Linked DNA regions of Mus musculus: all the other regions are linked to region 3. The links are chromatin loops, found by intact Hi-C in ENCODE. Cell type or tissue: gastrocnemius. All regions are shown on one strand. Links, peaks and the distances in the headings refer to the core of each region. The heading gives the core; the rest is flanking DNA.

The links. Peaks named below come from ENCODE experiments on the same cell type or tissue, not always from the same donor. Only the 100,000 strongest peaks of a DNase experiment are listed, where the experiment ranks them.
Region 1: a loop joins it to region 3, with 3 times the contacts of the local background. A loop is called at or near these places in 24 of 42 quality-filtered maps.
Region 2: it touches region 3 in a loop (12-fold over the local background); 38 of 42 quality-filtered maps call a loop at or near these places.

The regions. Positions count from the first base shown.
Region 1 is chr8:114,365,576-114,373,845 of GRCm38, reverse strand. It overlaps Vat1l (vesicle amine transport protein 1 like), which reads right to left. Exons shown (of 9, transcript NM_173016.3): 8 at 3,911-3,994; 9 at 1-2,199. The coding sequence ends at 2,101. Among named protein-coding and RNA genes, the nearest start is that of 4933408N05Rik, 18 kb to the right of the region's middle. In gastrocnemius, for the core only: CTCF peaks have their summits at 4,074 (motif pointing right) and 4,627 (motif pointing right); DNase peaks (open chromatin) are centred at 4,070 and 4,607; H3K4me3 peaks cover 553 bases; H3K27ac peaks cover 279 bases.
Region 2 is chr8:113,980,683-113,988,952 of GRCm38, reverse strand. No RefSeq gene overlaps it. Among named protein-coding and RNA genes, the nearest start is that of Gm30107, 96 kb to the left of the region's middle. In gastrocnemius, for the core only: a CTCF peak has its summit at 3,897 (motif pointing right); DNase peaks (open chromatin) are centred at 2,922 and 3,911; H3K4me3 peaks cover 1,673 bases; H3K27ac peaks cover 1,969 bases.
Region 3 is chr8:113,660,192-113,668,461 of GRCm38, reverse strand. It overlaps Gm30052 (predicted gene, 30052), which reads left to right. Exons shown (of 3, transcript NR_136914.1): 3 at 1-536. Among named protein-coding and RNA genes, the nearest start is that of Gm30052, 12 kb to the left of the region's middle. In gastrocnemius, for the core only: a CTCF peak has its summit at 3,715 (motif pointing left); a DNase peak (open chromatin) is centred at 3,700.

The sequences.
Region 1 (8,270 bases), core at 2,809-5,308, 710 kb before region 3:
GGATAACTGACTGATTCCGGTTGTCCCTCACCCACCCACCCTCCTGTTCTTCATGGTGCCGCTGCTCACCCTCAGATGCTCTCTTTCTGTGTTCTCGGGAGAGGGAGAGGGTTTTCATGTGTGATCAATGGTTTTCCAGAATGAAACAAACCAAACAGGTTTGGGGAGAGATAACGTCCCAAGGTTTCTCAGTTGTACAGGACAAGACTATCTGGATTCCGAATGTGGGTCAGGTTCTGTGTCTCCTGAAGGCGAACCTTCCTGACTCTAATCTTAGCCTTTCTAAAAGGCTATTTCTACATACTTGTAATAGCACTCAGAGAGTGGTCCTCAGGTCTACCCATCCTCAAGCATGCTTATGGTGGAAATGCGACTGGTTACATGGTTAATAGCATCTCTCCCCAGGGATGGAAAATAAGAATCTGACTGGCACTCTTTCGCATATTCTCACCCCTTGGCCTATTGGCTGGTAGCTTCTTTTCTCATCTTCATATTTGACTTTCCCTGTCACGGAGAGGAAAGACTCCCTTCAGGTAAATATTTGGCATGAAGAAGTCATCATCACAAGATCAGGATCGAGATAAAGGAACACGACAAATGACAGGTGAGTGGCTACTTTGCAAACCAAGCGGGGGAACTGTGGAGACAAGTTCCTTCCCAGCCCACACAGGAAAATGGTGGCTACCCTGAAGTGGTAAGTAGAAAAAAGTGGGCAACACTGGAGCCCTCTTAAGTCCTCAAGGACGTTTAGAAACTTGGAACACCAACCCAAGGTCATGGGAACCCCACGTGGGTTTTCCAGAAGACAAAAATAAGCTCAGGGGTGCTCATTACAGGGGTGCCTTTTATATCTAGCTCTGTTTGTGAGTGACGGATTTGTGACCTCTTAGGACAGAAGGGCTGGGGAGGGAGGCAATAAACAGCCTCACTGCAGAGAGCGGAGACCCCTCTTCCTCTGTGGTAACTGGTGTTACTTCCAAAGCCGATTAGAGAGGACAAGAATTGTTTCCTTTCAAGCTGGAATGGTGAACAGGGTATTTGATTGAGCAGTTTGGCCTCCAACCTCTAAGGAACCTGCAAATCAGCACCATGGTTTTGTGTGTTGGAGGATCATGCACTTGTCGTCAGATGATGGGCAGCCACCATCTGTGTCCCTCGTGTGTGTTACACATTAGAAAGGGCTTTGAATAGGCAAGAGAAACCAGTTGACTTTTCAACCCCAAATACTGTCTTCAAGGGAGCTCTTCCTTGGGAAAGGCGTTTCCAGGGAAGGAGCTTTAAAATAGTAGTTGGTAACTACAAAGGCTGCGAGTGAGAACCCAGGTAAGTTTAATGACATCTGAGTTGGGTCTACATTGGGCACAGGGGGGACTTTGCTCATGGGATATGGTTTCAGAGGAGAGATCTCTGTAGCTTTCCCTTAGACAGACGCTGTTGAACCACCTCTATCCAGGAAAGAACCCACATCTGCCTCCCTAGGTTTATAAATAAGAACCAGAGAAGAGGGTTAATAAGAGGCTCAGACCGTAAGGTGCAGAGACACACGCAGGGACGTAGCACTTAAGAGGGAAAGTGACAAAGTAACTGCTTGGAGAAATCTGTATGTATAGGGTCGTGAATACTTCTGGCCTACTCTCCTGTCACTAGCCAAACTGGTAAGTGCCATGCTTAGAGGCATGGCTGATTGTTGGCAGGCAAAGAGTGTCATTGGCCCGAAGAAGAGTGGGGATCTGAACAGAGCTCCGTGACAACACCTTTCAATCAAGCGTGGCCTGGTTTCTGACCTTGGGCCCTGTGGGCCAGTATTAGTTTGCAAGGCTATTCTAGAACCGTCAAGAAGGACCCAAAGAAGGATGGGTTTGCTTTAAGGGAGAGGGGAGAGCGTGATACACAGACCAGGAAGGGACACAATACTGCATGGAATGGGATTGGCACTTAATTCCAAACACAACAGTGATCAACAGCTTCTTAGCTTGGCTGACTGCAGACAAACACGACACACACTGGACTACAGCATTGGTTCACTGGGGCACAGAAGAGTTCTCCTGGCGGCCATCTTCTTCCCAGCCATCCTCCACTTTCACCGATGCGAGGTCTGGCTTACTGGATGAAGGGCATCCTCTCTTTGTTCTCGCTGTCCCCTTCATGGTCCTCTTCTTCCTCCCCTGCCTCGCTGGTCTCTGTGCTGTCATTGGCCATCTGCAATTCAACAGAGGTCATGATAAAGGTCATGTATCCCACTCCCTCACCATCTCTGAGCATTGGATGAAGCATCACTGAGATGGACTGAAGCATCATGGGATGGACTGAAGCATCATGGGATGGACTGAAGCATCATGGGACGGACTTCTTTCAGACTGGTCATTTCTATATTCTATAGGAAGAAGTCTCTCTGAGGACCCCTTCTATACCCTTTACTAGTACCTGCTAAGGCTCTGCTGCCGCCTTTAACATCACTTCATAGCTCTGGAGATAACCTCCTTGGGTCCATCCTGATTCTCACGATGTTCTGGATTCAGCTTGACTTCATGTTGTCATCCCTTCAATTCTAGCTTTCCATCTAGAAGGGATGAGACATCTTCCCTACCACTGACGCTTCAAATACCCATGCTTCACTGTCTCTTTCTTCCTTTGGGTGTCAGGGTAAGAACATTCTCAGAAAACAGGAACTATAACTCAACAGGGGTAGAGCTGAGCTCTTGTTGGCCCAAATGGGAGCATCTTTTGGTTTTCATGTGACGGGTTCTGACCCTTGGTCAAGTAAACCTAACCCTAGACCAAGGACCATCAGAACATCATGGGTTCGTGGAGACAGGCATTGCCTTTGCATGGAAAGCCAGTGCCAGATAGTTTGTTTAAATGCAATAGTTGGCCAGGGCAGCTCTAGAACCTTCTATGCACGGTACTGAAAGAGACATATTTACGTAGACCACAGTGTATTTGCGTGGGAGTCCTTGGACCCTAGCTCTTCCTTCCTAATTCCACAATATCATTCCCTACTTCAATAGTCCTGTGATGTCATATTTTTAAAAACTATATTCATGTTGTTATCAGCAATGTAAGTGGCACAAATGACCCTTCCTTTAACTCTCTTGTGTGGAGTGAAATTGCGGTACACCTAAGCTATAGAAGACAAGAATCTGTTTCTGAAAACATACACTTGGGCTGAGAACCATAGATCATTTTACTTATTTCACTTCTATTTCTTGAAAGTGGCAGATACTGCTGCACAAACCTCCATACTTTCTTTGTTTGGCCTACCTAGAACTTAGAGGGGTGGGCCATACTCAGCACCTGCCTTTCTAACTGACTGAGAGGAACCTGTCAGTCTCTTGCTTATAAATAGGACCAAAGGTGGTGGGCTAAACTTTCCCAGGTTGCAAATGGGACTGAGAACCCAGCTTTGAATGCAAGCACTCAGAGGTTCAAGGCTACATCCTATGCCATCTGTCCCCCAAAGATGCTAGTTTGGGACCAGGTAAATCTTATGTGCTGTATTCTTGTGGGTTGCTTGGATATTAGGATTTTCTCCCGACGAAAGCAAGTGAATTCAAGAGGAATACCAGAAGAATCCTGAAGGTAGTGAGCACCAATCTGTTGGGTCCATGTATGTGCATTAAGATTAGCTAGGAAGCCTTTGCATTGGTGCCTAGACATAACAGTTGTAAATGTTTGGTTTTTTCCTATCCATTTTCTGTCTGTCCCCACTCAGCAATTTTCCTGTCTTTCTCAAACACTTTAATTTTTCCATCTCCACTTTCATTAGTCCGTGGCTAATCCCTCATTCTGGCATCATGGGAGAGCTTGCAAACTGCCTGTATTTCCTCGGACACCAGCTCTGACTACTTCTGACGATCCATCGGTTTGTCTTTGGTGTTGAGCTGGGTAGTTCCCTCTACGTTCCACTTACCAGCGGGGTCGGCGTCTTTTCCACATCCAGAATTAACTTCCCGATGTTCCCTCGGTCGTGGATGCGCTGCATGGCCTCTTTTACCTGGGGCACAAGACATGAGAGACATGAGTGAAATCAGGAAAATGTGCCCGAAGAAGGCAATCCACCCGCCTTCCACCAGAGGGCGCTACAGCTCAAATAGTGGTTCAGCCAGCAACTTTTTGTGGCGCAAATCTATTCAATCGACTCCTGTCAGTCACACATGCTGACCTGTCCTGTAAGTCTTCTGGGTCTGAAAAATAAGGGTTGTAGTTTTCACAACGAAAGGATAAATATATATTTTATAAGTCAGAATGGTCTGGCAGAATGTTAAACAATGAGAGTATTTGTGAGGGTTTGAGACCTGCCTACTTAAGTGTTACGTAACTCTGCTTCATAATTTTTGGCTAAATAAGCTAGTTACCAGGGCAAAACCCGCATTTGCGAAATCCCTTAGCTTTCTAGTTGCTGGGGTAAAACTGCTTCTACCTAGCGGCACTCTCGTTAGAGGAGCATCTTCCCTAGAAACAAGGACCTATGGTTTCCTTTCCCACGTCCAGGCGCTTATCAGACTCACGAATGTCACTGCGGGACCGGATGGGGACAAGGATGGGGGACAGTGATCACCTGCGAAAGGAAAGTCCATTTGTTCTGAGCCTTTCTTTTTGCTGCTGTGCAGAACATGAACTGCAGGGGGCGCTGTGGGGATTAATAGAGAAGACACTGAACCTTGCCTGCCCTCCATGTATGTCTCAAGTGAAATCTAAACGGGATGCAACATCTCTTGCCTCACAAAAGTCAATTTATAAAAACTTAAAATAGGTTGAGTCTAAATATTTTTGTAAAGTCTCACAATTTTAATACTCTTGTTCCTTCAGCTTCAAGGTTAGATGCTCTGACATTAAAAAAAAAAAAGTCAGACATCGTTAACTGCGCATAGGGAACTCAGCCTGTGGCTGATGGAGAAATGTTTGCTTATTTGAAAATCAAAGGCTTCTTGCTATTCATTTGAATCCAAACTCACAGAACCATTAAAATGTTTGTGTTCAAATTGCTTTTCTGGGACTTTAGAGACACAATTCCATTTATGGGAGAAAAACATAAAAGATAATGACTTCGTTGCTTTTAGTGGCAAAACACTGAAACAGCTTATGTGTCGAAGTAAAGGGATGGGTAAATAAACAATGGCTTTTTACATTCATCTACCAAGTGGGGATGTTGCAGAGCTGTTAAGGAAAAGAAAGATATATGCCACTAATTATAAAGTAGACACGGCAGGATCGAATGCTTTTGTAATCTTGCTAAATGAGAAAACCGAAAGAAGTACTTTTATTTACATCTCTATAAAAATGTAGGTATTGTAAAACAGCTGGGAAGGAAGGCTTGCAGGTGTGCCTTGAAAGTCAGGCGGAGAAAAGGAGGGCATTTTGACTCTACCATCCAAATAATATTATGCAGTCATGTGCTGTCAAATCAACACTTAATATAAATTCCATGGGTCTTTCCAATGCAGTTTTTTTGGTCTCTATGCGATGAGGAACAACCTGTTTTTTAGACTGAGAATGTCAGGTAATTGTGAATTATTATTATTATTATTGACCCCGATAAACAAACCAGTTGAGTCCTTCCATTTACATGATGACTTCTGAAGTATTTTCACACTTGGTCATAAAACCTGGTACCATTGGTCACCCCTGACCATCTGTGGAGGCTGATTCTGAAGCTCTCCACGGACTCCAACATAGAACCTACATAGAACCTACACACATTTCCCCATAGACTTTTTTTTTTCCTAGATTATTTGTTCCACCAAGTACCACATGATACTGTGCTCTTCGACTGTCTAGCAAATCACGAAAGCAAATCAAAGTCTTCACATTCAGGGCCTGGAGAGATGGCTCAGTGGTGAAGAGCACTGACTGCTCTTCTTAAGGTCATGAGTTCAAATCCCAGCAACCACATGGTGGCTCACAACCATCCATAATGAGAACTGATGCTCTCTTTTGGTGGGTCTGAAGACAGCTACAGTGTGCAATCAATCAATCAACCAATCAATCAATCTTTTTAAAAGTCTTCATGGTCATGTAATCCCCCCCCCCGCCCCCCGTATTTCCTCATCGACGTTTGCTGAAACTGCTGATGTAGAGTCTGTAGATGAGGCAGGCTCACTGTGCTTACTGAAAAGCTCTAGGTCATGGCAGATGGTTGCTAGCACAGCTCTCTGCCCCTTGTGGGATTCATATCCTTGGGTTCTTTTCTCCTTGAGTGTAGGCTGGAGCTAAGGGACCTGCTGCCTTCCCTGCAGAGCACAGCAGAAGGGATGGTCTCCTCTTTTCAAGATGAAGTTAGCAAATGGCCACAGCATCCACAAGGCAATGACTCTAGAGAGGCATACTGTGTTAATGGGAGGCTGCCCTGTGGAATCCCTACATGACCGAGACCTAAGACGAATTCCATCCAATAGCCAGTAAGCAACTAAGACCCTCAGCCCTTCTGAGGAACTGAATCTTGCCAACAACCCCCAAAGAACTTAGAAGTAGTAAATACTTGTCCAGTTAAACCTTGAAATGAGATCATATTTCAGCTGACATCTTGACTGTAGCCTTGTGGAAGCCAAAGGACCCAGCTAAATCATACCTGGCTCCTGGCACCCCATTCTGAGCTTATGAAATTACAAATGCTTTTACAATTCACCGGGGTTCTTTTGAGAGGGGTGTAAGTGAAGTAATAAATATTTAACAGACTCTTACTTTGCATATATAATGCTTAGCTTGCAAGGATCATATCGTGCCCATTTTAAGGATAAGTGCCCTACACCTAAAGAACATAAGTAATTCACTCAAAGATGACATGGCTACAGGCAACAACAGAGTGTGGTTCAGAATTAGGTTGGAGAGAGTTCAAATCCAGCAGTTCCCTCTCAGTTTTACCTAGAACAGACTGTTTCACTGATTTCTCAGAAGTAGAAGGACTCATTAGCCCATTCATGGTAGATTCTGGCAAAACACTTGACCACTGCCCTCAGTCCCACACTGTCTAATTCTAGGCAATTGCTCTACCACTGAATTATACCTCTATCTCTTCACTGGTGAATAATGGCTAAGCACTGCACTACTGCGCCATGTTCCTAGACCTTTCCTGATTGGTTCTATCCTGGTACTCTACTGCTGATCCAATCCCCAACCCCTTACAGACAGATTGTAGGCAACTGGTCTACCACTGAGCCATGTCCCAATCCCTTCCTGATGCATTCTTGACCAATGAGCCACACCCCCCCCCCAAGTCTACTTTTTACTTTTTAATTTGAGACAGGGTTTCACTACGTTTCTCAGGGTATCTTGGAACTCCAGTCTGTAGTCCAGGTAGATAATGAGTTTGTAATCCTCCTGTCTCAGCATCTGCAACAACAACCACGATGACAGGAGACGGTTAGGCACACTTTAAGCTGCTTCTGTACTAAGCTGGAGTCCAGGGGGGGGGAAAAAAAGCAAAGAGCTATTTTCTCACTAGTTGAAGTGAGCCATGATGCTTGCAGGGTTAGGAGAAGCCCCCCTGTAGGGTTGCCTCTAATCTGCATAGTTTTGGAAATTTCTCTCTGAAATGAAACGTCGCCTTGAAGCTCTGTCTGCAGAAATTGGATAAAGGGCCAGGAACAATCTCCAGAGGTCATTTAATTACCCCCACCCCAGTCCTGCTGTCAGACTCTCCACGCTCCTTTAAGGATGCTCCTGGAGTTGTGCAGGAGCCCCACTGGCAGAGGCTTAGAAGGAAAGAGACTACCGCTTTTGATCAATTCTTTATCAGGCGCAGTGTGTAGCATTTTGCACGCGTGGAGCTATCTCATCTACACACTTAGCTTCTTGAGGGAATGTTTGCATCGGTTTTTCACAGTCCGGAAGAAACACAAGGAGGAAGCCTCTGACAGGTTTGCTCCTGGCTGTCACTTAGAAGGGAGAGCCAAGTGGGAGGCCTGAGTACCAGTTGTTTCTTGTCAGGTCTCTGGGCAAAACCCATTATAGGGCTGTGCTGGCCACACCCCAAGAGTGTGCTGACACTCCCACATGGTCACAGTCTTCGCTACAAATTTATCAGCTTATAAAAGGTCCCCCAGTAGGTGATATTCTCCAGATGTCTGATAGCACCTGGGGGGATTTGTCTCCCCCCATCATTTACTGGGGAGTCCCCAGAAAGACTTTCCTAGTGTCCCTTTCTGTTTGAGACCAACATTGCATTAGAGAGTCATGGAGACTTGCCTCATCTACCCGGGTAGCTACAGATCACCTGTGACACAACAGCCCTTGAATGTCATACCAACTGCCACACAAGGCTACTGTAAAAT
Region 2 (8,270 bases), core at 2,809-5,308, 320 kb before region 3:
CTAGATGGACCCAGGACCAGCCAGGGTGATTCTCTCCCAGATGCTAGACTCTGAATTATTAACATTTTCCACACAAGATATGAGAAGAAGGGGCAGAGAATCGTGTCCCTCCTGCATCAGACTTTAATACCCAGTCTCTCTGCCATGCACCCCACCTTCTGATTGGTTTTATGGACTCCAAAAAAGGGGGGAGCTTCCAGCTCAGTGACCAAAGCCAGTGCTTTGAACTTCTGTGACATGAGGGCTGCTTTACTGAAAGGGGCATTAGTTTCTACTCTGTCAATGTGAGCTAGAAAGGTCTGTACATGGCCACAGTTAAAGAAATAAAGTCTGGTGAAGTGGTCCACGCTTATAATCCTGACACTCAGCAAGGTGAGGCAGGAGGATTGCACATTTAAGGTCTGTCTGGGCTGTACAGCAAGGCCTTCTTTCAAAAAGCTAAGGGTTGTGGATGCAAATCAGTGATAGAGAGTTACCTAGAGTGGGCAAGGCCCTGGAATCCATCTCCAGCATCCTTGGTATATGTATACAGCTTACTAGGCACTGGTGGTACCCAACCCCACTTGGGGCCATCAAAGACATATGTAGATGATACTTGTTGCAGTTTGTTTCCTGGTTTGGAATGATAAAATACTATGACAAAGCAACTTGAAGAAGAAAGGATTTCTTTGGCTTACAATGCCACAGTTTGAGGGAAGTCAAGGCAGGGATTTCAGGCAGGAAGCATTGGGGAATAGTGCTGGGTGGCTCACTCTGCTGTTCGTGTTCAGCTGGCTTCCTTGTACAGCCCACACTCATCTGTCTCAGGATGGCGCTGCCACAGTGGGCTGGGCCCTCCAGTGTTAATTGTCAAGCATCACAGTGTCTCACATACATCCTCTAAGGCCGATCTGATCTAGGCAATTCTTCAGCACAGGTTGTCTATTCCCAGGTGACTCGAGTATGACAAGTGGACAATAAAGACTAGTTGATACAATGTACAAAGTCCCTTAAAGCTGGAATTATTTGATTAACTTAAATCTGATTGTTTTCCTCCCCAAAGAGAAACTGGCTTTTGGTTTTAATAGAACTTCTCATTTTCCTGACTTCTGAATTCTTCATTGCATCCCCATGCCTGACAGTAAATTGAACGTCACTCATTGAGTGAGTGAGTGAACTTTGCTGCCCTCAATTTCTGTGTTATCAAGTCTAGACATTTCCAAAAAGACTTAACAGTGTTTATGACACATACTTAAAATATGTCTAATAAAATATGCATTTACTTGGCTCATTGAATTTTAATGAGTTTATGATCTGTCACCGTTTAAATAGACTAGGCTCAGATGTGTCCTTTTTTACAAATATCCATGCGTGAGAGATATTGTATTATATTTTGCTTATCTCTGAGCAAGGTATCTCTGAGTTTTATGTTAGTCATAAGAGTGAAAACTATTGTATATGAGCCAGAACATTGTAACTGGTTTGGTGGCAGACACCTGTAACCCCAGTTCAAGGTCAGCCTCGGTTACTTAGCAAACCATTGTCTGTAAACTTTTATGTATGTATGTATGTATGTATGTATGTATGTATGTATTTAATGTATGTGAGTACACTGTCACTATTTTCAGACACACCAGAAGAGGACATCTGATCCCATTACAGATGGTTGTGAGTCACTATGCGGTTGATGGAAACTGAACTCTGGGGTGACTGGAAGAGGAGTCAGTGTCCATAACCACGGAGCCATCTTTCCAGCCCCTTGTCTCTAAACTTTTGTAGGGGGCTAGAGAGATGGTTCAGCGGTTAATAGCCTTTGCTTTACAGTCATGAGAACCAGAGTTTGGGTCCCAGTAACATATAACAAGCCAGATATGCTACAAACATTAGTAACCAGCTCCAAGTGACCCAATGTTTTATTCTGGCTTCTGTGCCACATGCACACACACAGAGAGAGAAAACACACACACACACACACACACACACACACACACACACACACACTCCAAAGCTATTGGCTTAAGCATGTATGCATACATAAGAAGTTTCAGAGTCATTGTTTCTGGAAACAGAATGGATGGGTGGGAAAATATGAGGTTACAGATGGCTTGTACTGCAGCAAAAGCCTTCCCTGTCGGAGGCTGAGAGCAGCCCACCATTTTTCTGTGTACACATATAAATATTTAGAAGGCAAATGGGCAGCATGGCATGCTCTTTGGTGAGCACAAGATACCGATGCCCAATACAACTTTAGAATATATATCTGTCCCTTGAGGAGGCCCTGAGGATACAGTTTCAAACTGAGCATTAGGCTCCACAAAGCCCAAACACACACTGGGGATTTGCCCCTAAAAGTATAGTCCAAGCTGCCCATACTAAATAAATTTAATGTTTGCATTTTGGAACCTAACATCATTTTGTTGAATGCCCCCTAAGTGTTAGGCATGACACTTAGGCACTTCCCATAGGTCGTTTCCAAGTTCATTTAAAAAAAAAAAAAGAACTTTCAAAAGGGCCCGAGGGGGATGGTTAACATGTTCTTGTGGAGCTCTGTCATAGTGGAATACCACACCTATTATACCATTTAGGAAAATGGGTACATGAAGGCATGTCACTTAGCCGAGGTTGACATAAGCCTGAAGTTGTTATTCTGCCTCTGTCTGGAAAATCCATACCAAAGGGCTTTCTTCCCTTAGGAAGCTGTGATATTTAGTTCCCACACTCCACCTGGTCCTTATTCAGTATCAACATCTCAGATTCTGTGTGTGGGCAACCGAGGAGAGGCCAGGCAGGTTTCAACGGAAACCTCTCAGTTGTAAAACCGATGCCAACTTTCCAGGGTGACAGGCAGGAAATGAGTAGAGCGCAGGGGGGAGGGGTGCGGGTGTCTTTAGGAAGAAGGAAAGATATTTAGGATGCTAATAAGCGGGGAGACCCTGGTGTGGCATCTATTTGAGGAAGAGGGTCAGAGATTATTCTGATTCGGTATTCTTCACCCCACCTTGGTTGACTTTTGTCCAGCACTAATGGGGAGACGTCTGATACCAACAGAAATATTATTTTCACGTCCCCCATGTGATGCAGGAAATTACTGCCAGAAAGGGCAAAGGCAGAGGTCAGCCTGTGTCAAGTCCCACGGAGTCCTTCAGGCTCCTCTTTCTTCCTGGGCAAATTAGCTGAAGGGTTTGCGAGCTTCTCTGAGAGGAGATGATGGCAATCACCGATTGAGCGCTCTCAGGAGGCAGAGGCAGACATGAATTGATGGAAATGGGTAGGACTTCCCTCACGTGATTGCTTTTGCTCAAAAACTCTGCTCAGGAAATTGCGGTCGTTACTCAATAAGTGCTTCATTGACCTGGGACTTCCACGGAGTCCTTGAGAAAACAGCCTATTGGCAGAAGGGGGTTGCTGATCCAAGCGAGGGAGCATGGTTCAGCATGCAGGCATAAACAACGCTTTTGCTGTTTTGTGATGATGTTGCTCCGAGTGACAAGTACCCAGTTTCCAGTTTACACTGGGGCATTGGCTTAATTTCTTTTCCTATTGCGGAGATACAAAAGCTACTCAGCGGAGAAAGGGCTTAAATCAGTTCACAGTTCAAGGTGAAGTCCCTCAAGTGAAGTCAAGGCAAGTCAAGGAAGCTGAAGCAGATGGTTCCATTGTAGCCACAGTCTTAAAAAACGCAAAGAAATGCACCCAAGTTCTGCTCACTTCTCCAATCTACACAGTCCAGGGTGATGGCCCTAAGAAATAGCCCGAAGAAATCCACTGTGTTTCTTCCGGTGTTTTTCTTTCTGCTGCTTTGAAAACTCCCATGACTAGCGCAGACTGCTGGGAACAGTCAGTCGCCAGGTAAGTCTTGCCATTTATTCCAACCCTCTGGGGGAGAATCCAGGTTCCAGAGGTGTGCTGTTTTGTTCCGTGTCCACCAGGTGGCAGCCTCCCCACGGTAACTGAAGCAGCAACCGTCGGCTTATTCAGCATCTTTTTTTTTTTTTTGGAAATGTTTATTGTGTTTATTGGGCAACTCCAGCAGGCTTGACACGGTACCGAGGAGGCAAATGATCCAGCCTCTGCCCTCAAGAAACTTACAAAGGCTTGACTTCAAAAGTTCTGTCAATCAGGCTGGGCTGTTTTCAATCTCTTAGCTCTGACTCTTTAAAAAATAAATAAAGGCTAGAGAGAAAAATGAGTTTCATGGAGTCCTTATTTGTAATAGGCATTGAGTTAGGCACTTTGAGTATAGGATTCTTCCCATTGACTCTAGAGGAGTCCTTCAAGCTGTCATTTTACAGAACAGGAAACTAGCCATATCTGGTTTTAATATCTGGAACCAAGGGGCTGGTAAAACATAGAAGCAGGCCCACACCCATGCTTTGTTGGTCCTCCCGTCTTTAGAGACTTTATTATGTCTCGCTGTGTATTTGCTTCACAAAGTGCTCAGAAGGTAGAGCCAGCGACAAAGGCTGCTGGGTATTTTGACGTACACTATGTCCCTGCAAAGGTTGGTAATAAGCAAAGACTCTGCTTTGGGGGAAAAAGTCATCTCTTGGCCCTATCAGGGAGATACCAACAGGATCTCCCTGTGTTCCTACAAACCTCTCGGTAAGACATGGCATCCAAAGATATGTCCTTTATGTTTTCTGCAATGGTTTGTCTATAGTATCAGCATGCAAGCATTAATGCCTGCTGGTGAATGCATCTAGCAGTCTATCTACATATGTTTATAGATTGTGCATATGCATATTACAAAGCAACAAGTAAATGTTATCTGGGATATGATTTACAGTGCATTTGCCTAACAGCTCATGGAGGGCAGAGTCCTGAGTGTGTCTAGCATATTCCAGTCACTTTTGTTCCTTTATGTTCCGGTAGCCATTCTTTGAATTATTTATCTCACACCCAGATCTACTGTGTCAGGAGTCCACCAAACAGAACTGGTTGGTACAAAGAGTATAGCCTGGGGCGGTGGTGAGCTCATGTGATATGGAGGCTGGTTTGTTCTAGAATCTGTTATCTGCAAGATAGAGACCCAGGAAAGTGAGGGGTATGGTTCAAACCCAAATTTAGGCCAGGAAATCCAATGATGTTAGTTCTAGTCAAGTTCAAAGTCCTTTGGCAAGAACACCGTGGCTGTCCAAAGTTAGAAGGTAAATGGAGGCCTGAGTCCAGGCCGAGTGATTTCTTCTTTCTTCCACTCTTTTGTCCGTTGTGGAGCCTGCAATGATTAGGTGAAGACTATTTCACTTATGAGGCAGGGTTTTTTTGTTTGTTTGTTTGTTTTCCAGACAGGGATTCTCTGTATAGCCCTGGCTGTTCTGGAACTCACTCTGTAGACCAGGCTGGCCTCGAACTCAGAAATCCTCCTGCCCCTTGCCTCCCAAGTGCTGGGATTAAAGGTGTGCGCCACCACTACCCCGCTCTTTATCCATTCTGCCAACCCCAACCTCCCCAGAAAACATGCCTATAGACATTGGGTAATGCTTCACGGCTGTCTGGGCACTGCTCCATTCAGTTATATCGGCATATATAACCCGCCACTACAGCTATAGGAGAGACTGGCATCTGAGTTGAGAAACCGTGAGGGGTGACCGTCAAGAGGAGGCCACTCGTGGGAAGCAGGAAGAGAGTAGTTTGGCAGGGCAGGGCAAGGCAGGGCAGGGGACTATGCCAAAGAAGAAAGCAAGTTCAGGCAAAGTCCGACAGGGGAGCTTCCACCGGATCCCATCGGGACAACTTTGGAAAGTAAGCTGTGTCCTAAAATCTGGGGCAAGGGCGATGGGGATTTCCCAGGATCGCACCTGTCTCCCTTTGTTAAGAGTAGGGATGGGAGACTCGCTTACACCAGAACTTGTGGCTTCTTATCTGTGCCTGTGAGCACAACCAACTTCATTAACCCAAGAGCAGATTCTGAGAATACTCCCATCGGATGGGAAAACCCACTGACTCGAGGTACAAAGATACCCTAGGGCACGTGGGTGGGGCACTGACATGTCCTCTTCACTCTGTGGACTCTTGGCAGTCTTCAATTTGATGCTTTCAAACCCTTACAAAGGCCTATAATTTGTAGTACTTTGCAGCAAGTCGGTAGTTCACACCTCCAGTCGGTCTGACTGCCAGTGTTTTGTTTGGTCGGCTGAGGTTCCTACTCTTTGGCTGTCTGACTTCCAGTCTGGTCTCTACTGTGATCCGGAGTTAGTAGATCAGTTGGCCATCACACCCCTCTGTGCAAAAGCCATCACATCACACCCAGAAGACAGGAGATGGGAGGTCGGGCACCAGTAGTGGCAAAACTCACTGAGGTTTAGGGCAGTGCCCATCCTGAGCCAATGCCATTCAGATCCTGCTGTGGGATGGCACCTGAGCTGTAGAGTTTGATGTGATCGACTGGATTCCTGCTGCCTCGGGGGAGGGGCTGCGCATGCGCATCCCGCGGGTGTAATGTAGTATACCTGTGGTGAGCAGAGGACTCCACCTTTTGTGTGAGAAGGTTTCTCACCATCCTGGAGTTTTGCAGCTTAGGCCAGTGTGGCTGAGTCTAGAGAATGAGCGACCCTCTTAAGTCTCCGCTTCCCACCTTAAAGCACTAGAATTAATTATAGTCGGGTGGCACCATGCCTTGTTCTTTACTTGGGATCCGAAGATGCTGAACTCAGGCCCTCATGCTTGCAGCACTGAGCTATTGGCAGCCCTAATGTGTTCTCTCTCTCTCCCTCTCTCTCTCCCTCCCTCTCTCCCTCCCTCTCTTCCTCCCTCCCTCCCTCTCTTCTCTCTCTCTCTCTCTCTCTCTCTCTCTCTCTCTCTCTCTCTCCCTCCCTCCCTCCCTCCCTCCCTCCCCTGGCAGTCCTGAAACTCACAGAGAACTGCTTGCCTCTGCCTCCCACATGCTGGGATCAAAGGCATGCGCCAATAACATACCCCAACTTAGATGTCTACTTTCTAAGTCACTGGTGGCTTCTAGGATTTGAGCCTTCAGTTTCTTCCTCTTACAAACCCCTTGGGCATGTTCAGTTTGGACAAAGGCTGGAATGAAGGGCTGGCACAGTTTGGGGGAAGATATAAAAGAGCAACCCTATCCCCTGCACCCTTCAGAAAATGACAGGATACTGTCGGGAAAATTCCAGAGCAAGTACTTCCTTAGACAGCTGCTTAAATAACACAGGAACCCCAGGGCATTTAGGAAGAGCCGACCTGTGCTACACTCTCCAAATCCACTCTCTGTCCTAAAAATTACTACTGTGAGGAGCTCTCAGTGTCCTGCTACCCCACAGGGTACTGAGGTCCTTGTCAGCATCACTTCATGGAAATTAATTACACCTCTGTGAGCATTTCAACAATTCTCTCAGCCAGTCTGTTCTCAGCTTAAATTACTTAAAGCTGTACAGAGCCTCCTACTTGGTGATGACAGCCCAGCACAGGTGTAGACAGGCTGGGACGAACAGTGTGCTGGGACATCATCCCTGAGCCTGTCTTACTCATCAGGCCATGCAAAGGCTCACATCCAGCTGCCTCAGCATGTGCTGATTGCCCTCTGTTTAGACTCTGAGGCTACTGTATCACAGCAGGAAGATGTACCCTGGATGGAGCCCCAGGGCAGAGTGAAAACTGAGGTCCCTGAACACCACCTCCCATGGGGTGAGAGAGAGTCAAGATCCTATCAAAATGTGAGATTTTTGAAGTGGTTTTAAAAGAGGAAGAAACGACTGGGTGGGGAGTGGTGAGGGGGGTGGGGGGTGTCAATGGATTCCTGATGGAAGGTGGGAGACTGGGGGTGGAGGTCATGCAGAGAAGTTGCTTAGAATGTGCAAGTCCTTAAGTTTGATCTTCACAAGAAGAAGGAGGAGGGGGGAGAAGGGGAGAAGGAGGAGGAGGGGGAGGAGAAAGAAGGACAATGAAGGAAGAGGAGGGGAAAGAGGAGGAGGAGGAAGAGAAAGAGGAGGAGGAAGAGGAAGAGGAGGAGGAAGAGGAAGAGGAGGAGGGAGAGGAGAAGGAGGAAGAGGAAGAGGAGGAGGAGGGAGAGGAGAAGGAGGAGGAGGAAGAAGAGGAGGAGGAAGCAGTAGCAGCAGCTAGTAGAAGCATTAGCAGCAGCAGCAGGAGCAATGTGCTTCTAACACTCCAGGACCAGCCACAGCAGAAAGCCTTTGGCTGCTAAACCTGTAAAGTAGTTGAGAATGCAGGCAATATGAATGAGGACGCTTGCACTAGGGATGCTCAAAAAACATCTCCGAAGAAGTGATTTTGGAGCTAAGATGTGCCAAGTCCTGGGGGTAGAAGAGAACGATGGTACAGACTCT
Region 3 (8,270 bases), core at 2,427-4,926:
CAAATTCAATCTTTGCAGATGGTCAGTTTTGCAAGCAGAATCTTCCCTTTACTCCCATTCAGAGATTCAGAGATGATAGGACCCAGGACCCAGTAAGTACCATAGTCATGCTGGTGACCAAATTCCCGGGAATGAAGAAAGTCTGGATTTACTCCCTGGAGGATCCAAGTAAGGATGCTTCAGATGTGCAAAGACAAACCCCACCGTCTAAATTGTACTGTAAATATTGTCATACTGGACTCGCATCCGCCATCCAAAGCCCTTCATGATCCACGTATAAGCATAATGCAGACCTCTGAGTCAGCCAAGTATGCCGGCGGGCACAGAGTGGTCTAGCTTTAAGAGAGTTCTTCCCTGACATGCCTTCTCCTGTGATTCCTTCCCTGATTCTCTGGTACCACATTTTGAGTACGTCTCTGAGTAGACAGCTATGTTCTCCCACTTCCTCTCCTTCAACCCTCTCAACCCTTTATCCCTCAAAACCTCGCTTCTTGAAGTCACTTTGAGTTGACTATAATGGGGGAGGGGAGAGCTTGTTTAAGAAAAAAAAAAAGTAGCAATTTAAATGAGATGGCCACAAGATGTTACAGCACCTATCATTGGAAGATGGAGTTGATTTCATCATTGTTCAGACCTGCCTTGAACCCTGGAAACTGTTTCTACAACCAGGTTCCCCAAAAGTCTTCAAGCACCCCTCCCCGCCTCCTTTGGCCTCTTGAACTGCTGGAGTGTGACCGCAGTATAAAGAAGTTCTGTCTACCCCATTTTAAGGCTGAAGTACCAAAGGATTCCTGCCCTAGCTACCAGAAACCAGAGGCCACCTGGACCACCCACACACAGAAGAACCACTTTATAGGTGACAGTAGACAGCTCAAGAGGAGAGACACCTGGCTGAGCCCATTCCAGGCTGGGAATCTTGAGCTAATACCATCATGGCTCCCCACAGCAACTCTGACCTCTTGTTAGGTAAGCCACAGATTTCCTGGGCGTGCGGTAAAGTTTACAGATATATGGCCATTCTCGGGTACTTTTGTGCTTGAGATGGCAAACGGTTCCCATGAGAAAATCCTTTCACCCCTGTGCTCCTCGTCCTACTAATTCCCACTGACGACTGTTAGAGTTTGCAGGCAGCCATTGGAGTGGACAAGGCTCCTCTGCCGTCTTCACCAGACCAAAGCAATGCACACTTTAATGACAGTAGCTGAGCTTTGGTTAATTGCAGGCTGCTCTGAAACCACTTACTTAATTAAGCTGTTCCCAGTTCGGGGCTCAGGCCGTGCTTTGGTGGGAATTTGCAATGCTGTCTTTTAGTTCCAGGAGCCGCATAGTTCGTCCATTACTCTTGTTTTGTTTTGTTCAAATAAACTCCACTAAATTTAATTGGTCTGAGGAATTTTCCCTTCTTAACACCATTCAGGCCTCAAATTGGACACCGTTCCTCTGGGAATCGTCTCTGGCTCCCTCCCCCTCCCAACCCCTTGCCCCCTCCTCCACCATTCTCAGCTCCCCACACACACACTCCTCACCCCCACCCCTCATCCCTGTGAAAGCGCTTTCTCACGGCCCCCCTCCCTGTTTTGTTCCCATTCCTCTGTAACATGCCATGTGTCTCCCACCCGGAGGCCATACTGTCAGCTCTCCTCACCAGACCAAATGTGTGGTAAAGCGGGGGCCGGTGTCCATCATGACCATTACTGTGTTCCCAGAATGCAGCTCAGCGCAGGCCAATGGTGAAAGATTCCCTGTTAGCTGTGCTGGCTATCAGCCCGCCAAGGCTCCCCCAATCCTCTTGTCAGGACACCAGTTTGATGATGGGCTCCTACTATGGATGTAAGGCAGTGAGTGGTCCTCAATCTCCCTAACGCTGCATCCCCACGCTGTGATGACTCCCCCCCACACAACTCTAAAACGATCCCATTGCTAATTTATAACTGTAATCTTGCTACTGTTACAAATCGTAATGATGATATCTGATATGCAGGGTATCTGATGTGTGACCCCCACACACACACCTTGGGGGTCATGATCTACCACGTTGAGAACCGTTGACATATTGGATCTGCTCTGCCTCTGTGTACATAGGTCTGTATCGGATCAAACCTTCCCCTGCGTATTGGAGTAGGGGGTGCAAGGTGCCATCCCCCCCCCCCCCCAGCAATCACCCCTCCGCTGCCTACAGTGTTGAGAACAGCTGCAGTCTTATGTTCCACCAGCTCAGGAGGCCCCAGAGCCTCAGCCTGCTGCTCTTCTGACACATTTCCCATTGCCAAAACAAATTTCCAAAAGACTGCAACTGAAGCTTAGCACTAACAGTGGTCTGACCACTGCGGAGCAGATCGCATCGGCAGCTTAGAACCCGACGCCTTGATTAAGGCCATGTGGAACTCACACTGACTTACTAAGTAGCTTCATTTTGCCAATTTACACGGGCCTTGTCGCCAGCAACAGCCTGCATGAAGAAGAGACTTACATCCACTGCCATCTCACCTCAACCTGAGGATGTGTTAACACTGTAAGCAACAACCACAGCCAATTTATTTCTCTGTGCTTTAAAATGTAAATAACTGAGCCTTTTATACATTGTTTTCTTTTTAAACTGTGCTATGCAAGGCTCCTGAGAATTTCATCTAGCCGGAATTCCACATTTCATTCGACTTTACTAGAACTTGCCTTTAGTATAAAAATTTTTGTTCAGCACTTGGGAAAGGTTTTTAGAAAAGAAAAACACATTACAAGCGACACTAAATTCCTTTCAGATAACTGAACATTCTCTCATGTTGTAAGGGAAGCTAGAGTTATAGAACAAATATGGGCTTGGGTACCAGGCAAATGGGAGATTAGATTTTTTTTTGATGTTTTATGATGCTGGGGATCCAACCCAGGGACTCACACCTGCTATGCAAACACACCAAGCCCCCAGCTCAGCTCGAAGACTGAATCTTCTGTTCTGTTCTGTGTATAGTTTTATTTAAAACAAACCAACCAACCAAACAACAAACAAACGTGCCTAAGAGATAACATCAAAACTCAACTTATCAAAGTGTGAGGAGCTGAAGATATATTCCTGATGGTCTCAATTGATATACCTACATCAACTTGGATCAATGCAAGCTCATTTGATGCAATATCAGTAGCCATGGTAGCAGGAACAGAGGAAGGCCGCATGGGATTGGTCCTAGTTCATTGTTTCTTGGTTCCTATGGAGACAACGCTGGCTCAACTTTTACCCTCAGTGCTCACAGCTTGGGGAGCTGAGTTGCTCACTAAGGGTGTGTACTGTTCCTGCAGAAGGCCCAAGTTTGGTTCCCAGCAGCCATAGCAGGAAGTTTGTAAATGTCTATACCTCCACTTCTAGGTGTCTAATGTTCTCTTCTGTCCTCCACAAACACCTGTACTTATGTGCACGTACCCAAGCGTAGACCTAGGCACACAATTAAAAATGAAACGAATTTTAGATAGAAACAAGTATTTAATGCAAAAGCTTTCGATGTATGGTGTCTCTGTCTCTCTCCCTGTCTCTGTGTCTGTCTCTCTGCTGCCCCACCCCCAACCCCCACCCCTTGGCAACTTTTAGCACGCACATGTGGAATAGTAACTCTGCTGTTGAAAGCCACAAACACAAGGATAACACAAGACCTGCTAAAACAGCTCTTCTACACCCAACAGTGGAGTCTTGGTGCCCTCTGCTGTTCTCTCAGCATAGTGCGTGCCATCCTGTGTTATTTAGAGGGAGTTGGTGCATCTCTGGACAGAAGCTGCCATCTGCTGGGTACAGTTACCCTTAGGAACATCCAGGGTGTTTGATGTTGCAGACTGGAAACCTCCAGGGATGGGTCTATGTGACCCATATCTCCAAACCAGTCTGGAAGGTGAGCTTCTAATGGCCACAGAGTTTCCTTCCAGCAAGGGAGCAGCTCTTTCCTCAGAAAACCAGTCACAAGTCCTTCTCATGGTTATAGCAGCAGTAACAACTGCAGGGGAGAGGAGACTCCACTTGAGAGCTGTCTTAAAGCTGTACAGCTCTGGGGAGCATCTTTCACCCATGCTAGGGCAGGCTTTTCAATGATGCAGCTGCCTTAAGGCCCCCCCCGCCCCCTGCTTGCTAAGTGAACCTAGTAAATGCACTACTTTACTCCAGTGGGCTTGGGTGTAGTCTCGTCTACTGACATCGTTCTATCCCGAATGAGGAGATGTTTGTCTATGTGCCCCCAGGAAAAGTCAAAGAACATTGCCACCTGTATACCGGGTAACTTTTCTGTTCATAGTTCTTTGAAACACCTTTCTGAGGCATATAGGAAGTTATGAAGGCTCAGTGTTATGAATGATGTTGTCACTGTAGAAAGGATAAGAGGGAATTTTAACCAAAAACTATTTTCTTACATGTTATCTACTACACATTAGAGCAAATATATATATATATATATATATATATATATATATATATATACACATATATACACACGCATATATATGTGTGTATATACACACACACACATATACACACACATACACACACACACATATATATATTCACATGTATGTAACAGCAGTTGAAAAAGAGGCCATGATTTGGGAGGAAGTAGAGGAGACAAATATGGCAGGGAATGAGGGAGAAGAAGAGAGAGGAAATAATATAATTATACTTTAATTAAAATTTTTAAATGGAGAAAGCAAAAGCAATTGGACATGCATGCTAGAGTATATAACGGTAGTTAGCATTTCTATTGGCAGGATAAACCACCATGACCAAAAGCAACTTGTGGAGGAGGGAGTTTACTTTGTCTTACAATACCCAGGCCATAACTCTGTTCCTGAGAGAAATCATGGCAAGAACTCAAGGCTAGAACTGGGGGGCGGGAAGCTGATGCAGAAACTGTGGGGGAACGCTGCTTACTGGCTTGCTTTTTAGAGCTTGCTTAGTTTGGCTTCTTATACATCTCAAGGCCACCTGCCCAGGTGTGGCACTGCCCACAGTGAACTGGACTCTCCCATAGCAGTCATTAATCATAAGATTGCTCCACAGGCATGACCACAGGCCAATCTGGTAGGGCCGTTTGCTAAACTGAAAGGGTTTGGATTTTTTTTTTTTTCTCTCTGTGAAGAACTGACTGGGGACACAGATAGATACACTTGTCAAAATTTAAACATCATAAGAGCGTATACAGGTATCCAAACACCACGTGCCATGCCATGCCATGCCATCATTTGTATAAGTTTTATGTGTTGATTTAAAAAAATCGTAAGAGGCCAGGTATTAAGGGGTACACCTAATACCTTAGCACTTCAAGAGGCTGAAATAGGGGGATTACTATAAATTCAAGGCCAGCTTGCACTAAATAACACATGCCAGGCTAGCTGGGGATATGTAAAGTCATCCAAAGGCCAAAAGTCTCATCCTGAGACCAGCAGGACTAGGACTGCTTCTACCCTGCTCCGGGCCTGCGTGTCCTGGTACACCATAGCCTTATGGCTGCCAACTCTGCCACCCCTGAGGCAGTCATGTAGCCGGGTGTGCAGATTACAGGTTAGACTTCCTCTCTCCCTATAAGGACATGGCCCGAAAGCTCCTGGAATTCCTCTTCATGCAAAGGAAGCATTCCCAGGATCTTGACACCAGCAATGTACACTCACCCCCAAAACCCCTACCCACTCCCTAAAAACTCTCTCCTGCCCCGCACTCATGCCAGGCAAGATCCTGCCTAACTCACCCACCCATCCACCCACCCACCCAGCTAAGTTTCCCTCCTTCCAGTCCAGCCCAGTGCTCAATGATGTCTGGATATCCCAAGGGGAAATGGCAGGGCTATATAGAAAGACCTTGTCTCAAATAAAACAAACAAATAATAAATTGTAAGATGTCCAGAGTACCTTATCCAAAGTAAGCACAAATAAAAACCCGTTTTACCTTGGGAGATTTGGAGGTGGGCGGCTGGGATCCAGGTGAGCAGGGAGAAGTGGGGGTGGCGAGGGGGAGGTGACAGGCAGCACTACAAAGGCATGCTTGCACAAGACTGGTGGGAAGGCCTGGTTGCCTGGAACAAGGACTTGGGGCTTAACCTTGTGGTCCGTAGGAAATCGTCAGTGTAATGAAGTGGTATCAGTTAATTATTTCTGACCACATTGTGGATGATGAATGGACATTTGATGGGACTAGAGTCAGAGTGAGAACTTAGATGCTTGGAGAAGCCAGACACGTGGCAAGGACAGTCAGGGAAGATGGTGGCAGTCAGAGGAAGATGACCAGAAGGTGGGCGTGAGAGGCCAACTCAGCAGGCAGGAGGGGGTGGTCATGTGATTAAGTAAAATGGGAACTTTAATTAAAATGTAAATTCCTGCCTTTTCGACGTGAAGCAAGAGAACTGGGACAGAAAGACAGACAGGAGAACCTTGTGGCCTCTTGAAAGGCCAAGCTTCCAGAAATCCACTCAAATGCAGCTCTACACCAGCCAAGCAGGAAGGCCAATGGAAAGACAGTCATTTGTGGGACCTTCTGGAAGAGAGCCTTTGGTGTCTTAAAAGTCATTCATGTCACAAAGCCACCGACCCATCTTGGAAGTTGAAATGGATGCTGTAGAGTTTGCTAAACCCTGCCAGCCATGCTCCATCTCCTGGCTAGTTTCACAGCGTGGCTAGCTCTAGCCCATTCTCATAACTGTTTCCCAATTTTGCTCTGATCCAAAGCAATCATCCAAAGCCTAGAGGTTTATAAACAATTGAAATCAGTTAAAGATCATCCTCTACTCCCATGGGATGGTACAGGATGCATAGCTTTTAGACCCAGGTGGATCCCGCTGGCTTTCTCCATTCTGTTACTGGTGTTAGATAAAAGATAAAAATCTCTCCGGAATTCAGTTTTCTCGGTTATAAAAAAGAAAAATGGGGACCGAGTGGTTGTTGGTACTGTGACAGAAGGCATCGAGATGAACATAAAAAGCTGGATCCCTCCTCCCCCAGTTAGGTGCTTCGTATAAGAATATAAGAAAACAGAGCATGCCCAGAACAGCCTACTACCCCTTCACACCGGTACACAGCTGCAGTCTATGTATACCATCAGGGAACTCACAAACACTTAGATAATCCTCCACAGATCTGCTAAGGGGCTTGTTTCCATGACAACTTTAGAATCTGTCCTCAAGCTCCCAGTAGAGATTGGCCATCATAAAGATCTTGGGGTCAATTCCTCTGAAAAGGAAGAAGGCAGAACTTGGGGGAAGGCTTCAATGAAGGCAGCAGCCAACCCAAGCTCCTAGGCCGTTTTGAAGATGCGATTTCTCCAAACTCAGCCAAGGACATGGGGTCTATGTCCCACCTCAAGGTTTCCTTTATACTGTCAAGACAGCAGTGGGTGCCAAGACAGCAGTGGGTGCGAGCTGCCCAAGGAAAAGCAAAGGATTTTAAACCAGCTCAATATAATACTGCATTTCAAAAGTGGGATGGGATGGCATAGTGCAGTGTCCACTACCTGCTGGGATTGTGGAAGGAATGTGTGGGTGCCTCAGCACACAGTTTCTGTTGAGTGTTGGAGGGCACTTGGATTAGCAATGGACTCTCCCAGGCTAGCTGCTGGTGACTTCAACTAGAAGCCATACAAAGCATGCACGCCTGGATGGAATGCACTCTGGTGGCTTCTGCTGAGTTCATGACACATGAAGATATGGAAACAGGGTTCAGAAGAATCCACAACAATGGAGAAGATCAATAGATTGAGACTCTCATGACATTGTAGCTGTGGAACTTCTGGAAGTATCTAGCCTTCTCAGACCTCCATTTCCTCCATTTCCTCATGGGAAAAAGAAGCCCATTTTGTGAATAGTCAACTCAGAGTGAGTCTATCTGTATCCTATGAAATGCTCAAGCAGAGATAAACCAGCAGTATACAGTGTCTTCATCCCGAATATTAGAATTCTATCAGTGTGTCTTAGTTAGGATTTTATTGCTGTGAAGAGACACCATGACCACAGCAACTCTTATAAAGAAAAACATCTAACTGGGAATGGTTTACAGGTCAGAGATTCAGTTCATTATTGTCATTGGGGGAAAACATGGTGGCATACAGGCAGGCATGGTGCTAGAGGAGCTGAGAGCGCTACATCTTAATCCACAGGCAGAGGGAGACTGTGTGCCACACTGGCCATAGCTTGAACACAGGAAACCTCAATCCCCACCCCCAACTTGACATCCAAGGCCACACCTCCTTCAACAAGGCCATACCTCCTAATAGTGCAACTCCCTATCAGCCAAGCATTCAAACACATGAATCTATGGGGGCC